2 separate regions of the Homo sapiens genome follow, and region 1 is linked to region 2. Evidence: read pairs that join two places in POLR2A ChIA-PET (ENCODE). Cell type or tissue: OCI-LY7. All regions are shown on one strand. Each heading gives the region's core, and the rest is flanking DNA. Links, peaks and the distances in the headings are about the cores only. Region 1 holds the start of FAM131A (family with sequence similarity 131 member A). Region 2 has its middle 6.0 kb from the start of DVL3.

Region 1 (4,318 bases), core at 319-4,318, 190 kb before region 2:
GAACACCACATATGTCCCAGTGGCTACAGGGAAATGTAAGATGATAAGAAGCTAGGACAGGTGAATTATGTCCTCCCAGAAAGCAATGGAGATTCAGACAGGCCCCGAGAAGCAAAACTTCAGCTAATCCTCCACTTTCCCAGCACCCAGAGGAGATGGAGGCAGGGCAGGAAATGAAGAACCACGAGTGAGACCTCTGAGGAGAGGGAAGAGGAGGAAGGAAGAAGAGTGTGGCATCCAGGACTTCTTTAAGATTCCCTTCCCCTCTGCCCCTTGCTCCTCCTCTTGGTCTTCCCATCCACATTCCGGCAGACTCGGCAAGATGGAAACCAAACCCCCACACCTTCTCCCCACGTCTGGCCCTGCTTCCTGACCTCTTTCCTTTGCATCACCCACCACTGTCCCATCTAGCCTGGCTCCAAACCTCAGCATTACCATCAATTCTCCCCTGGCTTTGCTTGCCCATATCTGTTGATAAGACCTAATGATTCCACCTGCAAAGTCCCTGCTCCTACCCTGTCCTTTCTACTGCTACTGCCATTGCCCTTTCTCAAGCCCTCAATGCCTCCTGCCCAGGTCGGCAGAAGTGGTGTTCCCCCAGCCTCCTCCAATCCCATGCTATTTTCTCAGGCCAAAGTGTAGTGAGTGTAGTGCTCCCCATCTCTTCTGGACTATTCTGATGGCTGGCTAGCTCTTTCTCATTCTTCCAGTTTGGGCTGAAATACCACCTCGTCAGAGGAGCTTTCCTGGCCCCCCTCTTGGTAGTCTGTCCTCCCTCTGTAGTCTCTTAACAAATCACTCTCCATCAACGTACCCCATTTGTGGCCCTTAGTCATAGTGAGTAATAATGGTCTCTTTTGCATTTCCTGTTTCTTGTTGGTCTCCCTCACTGGTCTTTGGCTCTTGGGGAATTCAGTCTGTTTTGGTCACTGTAGTGCCCAATGTTTAGCACAGCACCTAATACAGAATAATTTCTTAAAAATGCATAGGCTGGCCAGGCGTCAGTGGCTCATGCCTGTAATCCCAGCACTTTGGGAGGCCGAGGTGAGCGGATCATGAGGTCACGAGTTCAAGACCAGCCTGGCCAACATGGTGAAACCCCGTCTCTACTAAAAATACAAAAATTAGCTGGGCATGGTGGCACGTTCCTGTAATCCCAGCTACTCAGGAGGCTGAGGCAAGAAAATTGCTTGAACCAGGACCCGGGAGGCGGAGGTTGCGGTGAGCCGAGATCGCACCACTGCACTCCAGCTTAGGCTACGGTGCAAGACTCCATCTCAAAAAAAAAAAAAAAAAAAAAAAATGCATAGGCTGGGCCAGGCGTGGTGGCTCACGCCTGTAATTCCAGCACTTTGGGAGGCCAAGGGGCCAAGGTGGGTAGATCATCTGAGGTCAGGAGTTTGAGACCAGCCAGGCCAACATGGTGAAACCCCATCTCCACTAAAAATAATTTAAAAAATGGGCAGGGCATGGTGGCGGGTGCCTGTTATCCCAGCTACTCAGGAGGCTGAGGCAGGAGAATTGCTTGAACCCAGGAGGCGGAGATTGCAGTGAGCCAAGATTGTGCCACTGCACTCCAGCCTGGGCGACAGAAAAAGACTCTGTCTCAAAAACAAGCAAACAAAAATGCAAAGGCTGGATGAATGAGGTAAGATATAATGTAAACAGTTTTCCTGGAGTGCAGCTGGTCACAACACATCTCTAAAATCTTGTCTAGCCTACGCTACTGTCCAGTGAGGTTAGTGCAGGCATCATACCCAGGCCCTGAAGGATCCCACTCTGTGACACCCTTGCCTCCTTCCAAGCCTCCTTTGAATCCACTGCTGATCTCCTCTGCCCAATAAAACCCCCCTTCTCAGGCCGGGCGCAGTGGCTCACGCCTGTAATCCCAGCATTTTGGGAGGCCGAAGCAGGCGGATCACCTGAGGTCGGGAGTTGGAGACCAGCCTGGCCAACATGGTGAAACCCCGCCTCTACTAAAAATACAAAATCAGCCGGGCGTGGCAGCGCATGCCTGTAATCCCAGCTACTCTGGAGGCTGAGGCAGGATAATCGCTTGAACCCCAGAGGCAGAGGCTGCGGTGAGCCGAGATCGCACCATTGCATTCCAGCCTGGGCAACAAGAGCGAAACTCCGTCTCAAATAAATAAATACATAAAAATAAATAACAAAAAACAAAAACCCTTCTCCACCAATCCCTGTCAGCAAGCAGCCCGCCTGCCTCCAGGAAAAGGAACTCAGCTTTCCTCTGGGCCAAGAATGCCATCCTTACGTGAAAAAATGCTTGCCATCACTTAAGGCCCATCTCAAGTGTCACCTGCAAATAATGCTTTCAGCCGACAGCCTCTTCTTTTCTCTGACACACCCCGCCCCCATCATTGCCCTTGTCTGTCTCCCGAGGGAGCTCAGGATGGCAAGGCCTAAGTCTGATGCACGTAAGTTCCTAACTCCACCCTGTACCTGGCTCAGGGCTCCCTGACAAGCCCCAGCAAATGTTTCCCTCACTTAATGAAGTTGGAGGCACACATCCCTCCCCGGCATTGCCCAGCTCTCTTCTATCACGTTCCCGTCCCTCACAAGGGCAGCCAACACTGCCCCTTGACCTGAGGCCCACCCTCGATCCCTCCCCTTGGGTACCTGGCTGACAGGGCCCCCAGGGTGGCGCCAGTAGCCTCCAGCCAGGCCTAGGCGGGGGAGCACCTGCTGGGTGTTTCTTAGCTTGCTCTCCCTCCCTCGCTTCGCTCCCCTCAGCCGCCGCCATCCGTGCCCGGCGCTCCGCGCAGCTGCGGCCCAGGCCCAGAGAAAAGGTGTATGTCTCCCTGGCAACCCATCACCACGCAACAGGGTCTCCCGGGATACGGCCCGGGATGCGCTGACGTCAGCGCGGAAGGCGCGAGCTCTCCGCCTGCTGGCACAGCGCCGAGCAGAGCAGACCGGCACGGGGGCGGCCTCCCGGCCCGCCGCCGGATAGCGCCTCCGCCCGCCGGAAAAGGGAGCCAGAAGCTGGCTGGCCAGGCGTGGGTGGGGGCTGCAGATCCCCTTTATATGGATGACGTCCTCCTTCCCCCCACCACCAGGGGCCCAGCACCTCTGGCAAGTCCTGACTGTCCACCGAGGAAGGGCGGGAGGACCTGCTCCAGCCTCGGAGGGTTCGAGCAGATCCCAAAGAGGATAGAGAGAGACCCCGAGGAAGTTCGATCCACTCCACAGCCCAAGCGGGGTCCGAGGACACTGAGAGGAAGGGGAAAGGCTGTTGAGCTGTGCCCCTACTTCTGCAGAGATCCCCATTTTCATCCAGTATTGCCGTATCATTTCTCGGCCCCTCCCCCACCTTCCAGAAGACCAGCGCCCACTGAGTGCTCTCCTCAACTCTAAAAGCCCCCATCCCACACATCACTGACCCTCGGGCCCCTGGGGCCATTCTGTGGCAGCCCACTTGCCACCTTCCTGCTCTGGATAAATTTTGCCTCAAAACCCTAGGGTGAAACCAAACAATGATAAATTCTGACTCTCCTTCCCGTTTCCCAGCCTACCCATTCCTCTTGGAAAGCACACTGAGTTCTTCCGCCATCACTGTCCCCCCCACCACCGCCACCCTGGACCCTTTGCAGGAGGGTTGCCTTCCTTCTCTCTTCCTGCTGCCTTCTTTCCTCTCGCCAGCCTCAGCTGGTCCACAGCTCTTTACTCTTCTTTTCTGACGAACTCATGATATTTTTTCTGATTTTCACCCCTGTCCCCTGAAGCCGTTTCCTGATGCCCTGTCTGGCCCCAGCCTGGTTCTCCCTGTTTCAGCCTGGTTCTTAATATCTAAGCCAGAGTAATTTTCCTTTTCCACCTAAGCACCCTACTGCTCAGCTTCCCATCATCTCCCAGATCACATCCATGATCCCTGGTCTCACCTCTGCGACTTGTCTGACAAGTCCATCGTCCTCCAGGCCCTTCACGCTGCCACAGAAACATTTTGCCCAGCACAGAAATCATAGGCATGCTGGCTGTGTTGATGCAGAGAACCAAAAGCCCAGAACCGCTCCAGGCTCAGCTCCCAGTTCTATTCCTGTTTTGGCTCCGGATGCTGAGCCAGTCCCCTCCCCATTTGGAACCTGTGCCTAGTCACATAAGGAGAACATTCCTGCCTCATGGCTCTGAGGAGGTGGGAACACCAGGGCTCAGCCAAGCTCTCTGGGACTCGGGGAGCTGAGGCCCATTCCCTAGACAGTGCCAACAGGCAATGTACATCACAACTGACCTTTAGCTGGAGCAGCCGTCTCTATCCCTGAGCCTCGGCCAGCTGTTGGTCCCCAGAAATGCTACCAACCAG
Region 2 (4,375 bases), core at 376-4,375:
CGCCGGCTATCTCAGCCTGTGCACAGCTGTCATCCTGGGACTTCTCTGCATCCTCAAAATTCCCTTTACCTGTCTCTGTGTTGAATCTGTTTCCTGGATACTTTACTCCTTTGTTTTATTTACCTGTTTATTGAGACAAGGCCTTGCTCTGTTGCTCAGGTTGGAGTATAGTGAGGTAATCATGGCTCACTGCAGCCTCAAACTCCTTGGCTCAAGCGATCCTATCGAAGTGCTGGGATTATAGGTGTGAACCACCGTACCCAGCCAACAATAAATTCTTGAATTAAGACCAGGTCCATGCCTGTAATCCCAACGCCACTGCACTCCAGCCTGGGTGACAGCGACACTCCTTCTCAAAAAAACAAACAAACAAAAAAGTAGCCGTGTGTGGTGGTAAGCACCTGTAATCCCAGCTACTCAGGAGACTGAGGCACGAGAATCGCGTGAACCCGGGAGGTGGAGATTGCAGTGAGCTGAGACCACATCACTGCACTCCAGCCTGGGCAACAGAACAAAACTCAGTCTAAAAGAAAAAAAAAAACGGAAAAATGGTAATTAAAATGTTCTTTTTTTTTGAGACAGAGTCTCACTCTGTCACTCAGGCTGGAGTGCAGTGGTGTGGTCTCAGCTCACTGCAATCTCCACCTCCTGGGTTCAAGTGATTCTCGTGCCTCAGCCTCCTGAGTAGCTGGGATTACAGGTGCACACCACCACATGCGGCTAACTTTTTTTTTCTTTTTTTTTTTTTTTGAGAAGGAGTCTCACCCTATCATCCAGGCTGGAGTGCAGTGGAGCTATCTCGGCTCACTGCAACCTCTGCCTCCTGGGCTCAGGCGATTCTCCTGCCTCAGCCTCCTGAGTAGCTGGGATTACAGGCATGCACCACCATGCCCAGCTAATATTTTGTATTTTTAGTAGAGACAGGGTTCCACCATGTTGGCCAGGATTGTCTCAAACTCCTGACCTCAGGTGATCTGCCCGCCTCAGCCTCCCAAAGTGCTGGGATTACAGGTGTGAGCCACCATGCCCAGCCCTAATTTTGTATATATTTTTTTGTCTTTGTATGAGATTTTATTAAAGGTCTTTACAGAGCAACATCCAGACTCCAGAATACAGCTGCTAAGGAGACCCTGTTATGCTGTAGGGACTGGCTGGGGCATGGCAGATGGCTCTGGCTTCCCACCCTTCTGTTCTGAGATGGGGGTGGTGGGCAGTATCTCATCTTTGGGTTCCACGATGCTCACGTGGTCAGGCAGGGGCTTCTTAGGGCCAGTCTTACCAGTTGGGTCCCAGGGCAGCATGATCTTCACCTTGATGCCCAGCACACCCTGTCTGAGCAACACGTGGCACACAGCAGTGCCAACGTAGTAGTTAATAGGGTCTCCACTGTGGATCGTCAGGCCATCCACAAACTTCATGGATTTAGCCCTCTGTCCTCGGAGTTTCCCAGACGCCATGACCTTGCAGCCTTTGGCCCCACTCTCCATGATGAACCGCAGCACACCATAGCAGGCCCTCCACACAGCAAGCCCTCCTAGGAGTTTGTAACGCAGAGACTCTGCCTGGGCAATGGCACACAGACCTCTAGTGGCAACCTTTTCAGCATAAAGCTCTACACTGCCCTCTGGAAAGCCAAACCTCTTCTGAACTATAGCAGTCAGTTCCCGAATCCGTCAGCCCTTCTCACCAGGAATATTCTGTGTTCTGGTGGCTAAGATAATGATTTCTGTCCTGGTTGGTGTAACTTGCATCTCAACTCCAGAGTAGCCATCTTCAGCCAGCTCCTGAGTAAGAAACTCATTCAGTTCAGCTTTGAAGATGTCATCAGTGACAAACATCCTCTTCTTGGAAATTTGCACAGCCATCTTGCCGCCACGCTCCACTGAAAGGAAAGGCCTAATTTTGTATTTTTAATAGACACAGGGTTTCACCACATTGGCCAGTCTGGTATCAAACTCCTGGGCTTAAGTTATCCTCTGCCAACCTTGGCCTCCCAAAGTGCTGGGATTACAGGTGTGAGTCACATCACACCCAGCCTTTTTTTTTTTTTTTTGGAGGCAAGGTCTTGCTCTGTCTTCCTGGCTGGAGTGCAGTGGTGTGATCATAGCTCACTGCAGCCTCGAACTGGGCACAAGTGATCCTCCCACCTCAGTCTCCCGAGTAGCTGGGACTACAGGCACACACCACCACCCTTGGCTGATAATTTAAAATTTTTTGTCGAGATGGGATCTTGCTATGTTGCCCAGCTGGTCCCAAATTCCTGGCATCAAGCAATCCATCTGCCTTGGCCTCCCAAAGGGCTGGGATTACAGGCATGAGCCACCACGTCCAGCCGATTTTTCCTATTCTGTTTCCGCAGCCCAGTAGATGATTTTGGGCCTTATGGATTGATCCTTTACTACTTTTTTTTTTTTTTTGGATAGATAATATATTCATGATTCAAGATTCAAGAAGTATGTAAGAATGGAAATACAGTGAAACGTTACCCTGCTATTTGGTCCTCGAATCCTCCAATTCTCAAGAGAAGGAATTAGTTTACTTATTTTTAATTTCTAAGAACTCTTTCTTCTCCAATTCTTCCTTTTTAAAGTACTTCATAGACACAATATCTTTTCTTTGAGTTTTGAGAATAGTTATTGTAGCTTTTTCCCCATGAAGTTTTCAGAAAGCTCCCTACTTTGTTATTGTTTCCTTGGTTTCAATTTTCTATTTGTTTGTTTTGGTCTTTCATATTGGAAGGTTACTCAGATGTTTAATGGTCCTTTGCTGTCTATTCATATTTAACAGTGAGATACCAAAAAGTGGATTGGAAGCTCAGTCTATTTACAAGCTTTATTATTAATGAATAGGCTTCACTGTAGGGTGATCATGTGGGGGGAAAGCTGACATTTTGTTGTTGAAGAAACCAAAAATGTCAGTGTCAGTATGCATAGGCATTTTTTTCCCTGCAGTTGTTTCTTTTCATACTGGAGGTTCTGTCAGTGTGTGCTGATGTTGAGTCTCACCGCTCATATATTTTCACTTAATTCTTCATTTTCAATCTAATACCTCACCTCTATCCCCACTATGCCTGCTGCTGAATGCAGAGGCTCTGATAGTTTAAGTTCCCCTGGACATTCTGAAATTTCATGGGCTTTTTCATTCATTATGCTGGGCACTCATGGACAGTTGGTCTGGAAACTTGTGACCTTTGGGCTTAGGAAACCTTAAGTCTATCTTTGCTAACTTCCTCCCTACCATTTCTCCAGAGACGGAATCTCCCATTTTATGCAAGGGAGTAGGGGTAATCACTTGGCTGGATCAGATGAGGTTGGGACTTGGTGGGGCTTTTTCTTATACAGATCATCGTGTAATCTCCTTCCACCCCACCCCTAGTTCTCAGCGTCAGTCCATACCCTCCTCTGAGGTGCTGAACCTTTTATGGGTTCAGAAGGGCACATTGGCTTACTTCTTGCCATTAACTCCCTCAGCAGGTAGAACCCAACTCATTCTACTCTGTTAAGTGACTGTTGACTGTTCTGTTTTTCATCTTCCAAAATGTTGGCATCTCTCATTCATTGTCACCTCCTATTTTCCTTATCACTGGGTCATGTGGCTTTATTATTATATTTTTTGAGAGTTTCGCTCTTGTCACCCAGGTTGGAGTGCAATGGCATGATCTCGGCTCACTGCAACCTCCGCCTCCTGGGTTCAAGCAATTCTCCTTCCTCAGCCTCCTGAGTAGCTGGGATTACAGGTGCCCCCCACCATGCCCGGCTAAACTTTTGTGTTTTTTGGTTTTTTTTTTGAGATGAAGTCTCGCTCTTGTCCCCCAGGCTGGAGTGCAATGGCGCGATCTCGGCTCACTGCAACCTCCACCTCCCAGATTCAAGCGATTCTCCTTCCTCAGCCTCCTGAGTAGCTGGGATTACAGGCACCTGCCACCAGGCCCAGCTAATTTTTCTATTTTTAGTAGAGATGGGGGTTTCATCATGTTGGCCAGGCTGGTCTCGAACTCCTGACCTCAGGGGATCCACCCACCTTGACCTCCCAAAGTGCTGGGATTACAGGCATAAGCTACCACGCCTGGCTTTTTTGTATTTTTAATAGAGACGGGGGTCCACTATGTTGGCCAGGGTGGTCTTGAACTCCTGACCTCAGGTGATTCACCTGCCTCGGCCTCCCAAAGTGCTGGGATTACAGGTGTGAGCCACTGAGCCCAGCCAGCACGTGCCTTTTTAAAATAATTCCTTTACTGGTATTTCAATAGAATTTTTGGAGGGGGCATAAAGGCTCATGTGTTTAATTTTCCGTATTTAACTGGAAAGTTTTTGTTTTGCTTTTAATGCATGCTTCCAGCCTCTTCTATTTTTTAGGCCACTCCAGCATCAAATTT

What was found. Peaks named below come from ENCODE experiments on the same cell type or tissue, not always from the same donor. Only the 100,000 strongest peaks of a DNase experiment are listed, where the experiment ranks them.
Region 1: POLR2A ChIA-PET joins it to region 2 with 10 read pairs; 6 of 35 experiments call an interaction of 5 or more read pairs at or near these places.

What each region holds. Positions count from the first base shown.
Region 1 is chr3:184,337,300-184,341,617 of GRCh38, reverse strand. FAM131A (family with sequence similarity 131 member A) reads right to left here and starts at 4,018. Exons shown (of 6, transcript NM_144635.5): 1 at 3,900-4,018; 2 at 3,089-3,231. The coding sequence starts at 3,987. RefSeq lists enhancers at 694-773, 2,865-3,476. In OCI-LY7, for the core only: no CTCF peak of the experiment used is centred there; no DNase peak of the experiment used is centred there.
Region 2 is chr3:184,147,194-184,151,568 of GRCh38, reverse strand. It overlaps the pseudogene RPS3P3. Among named protein-coding and RNA genes, the nearest start is that of DVL3, 6.0 kb to the left of the region's middle. In OCI-LY7, for the core only: no CTCF peak of the experiment used is centred there; no DNase peak of the experiment used is centred there.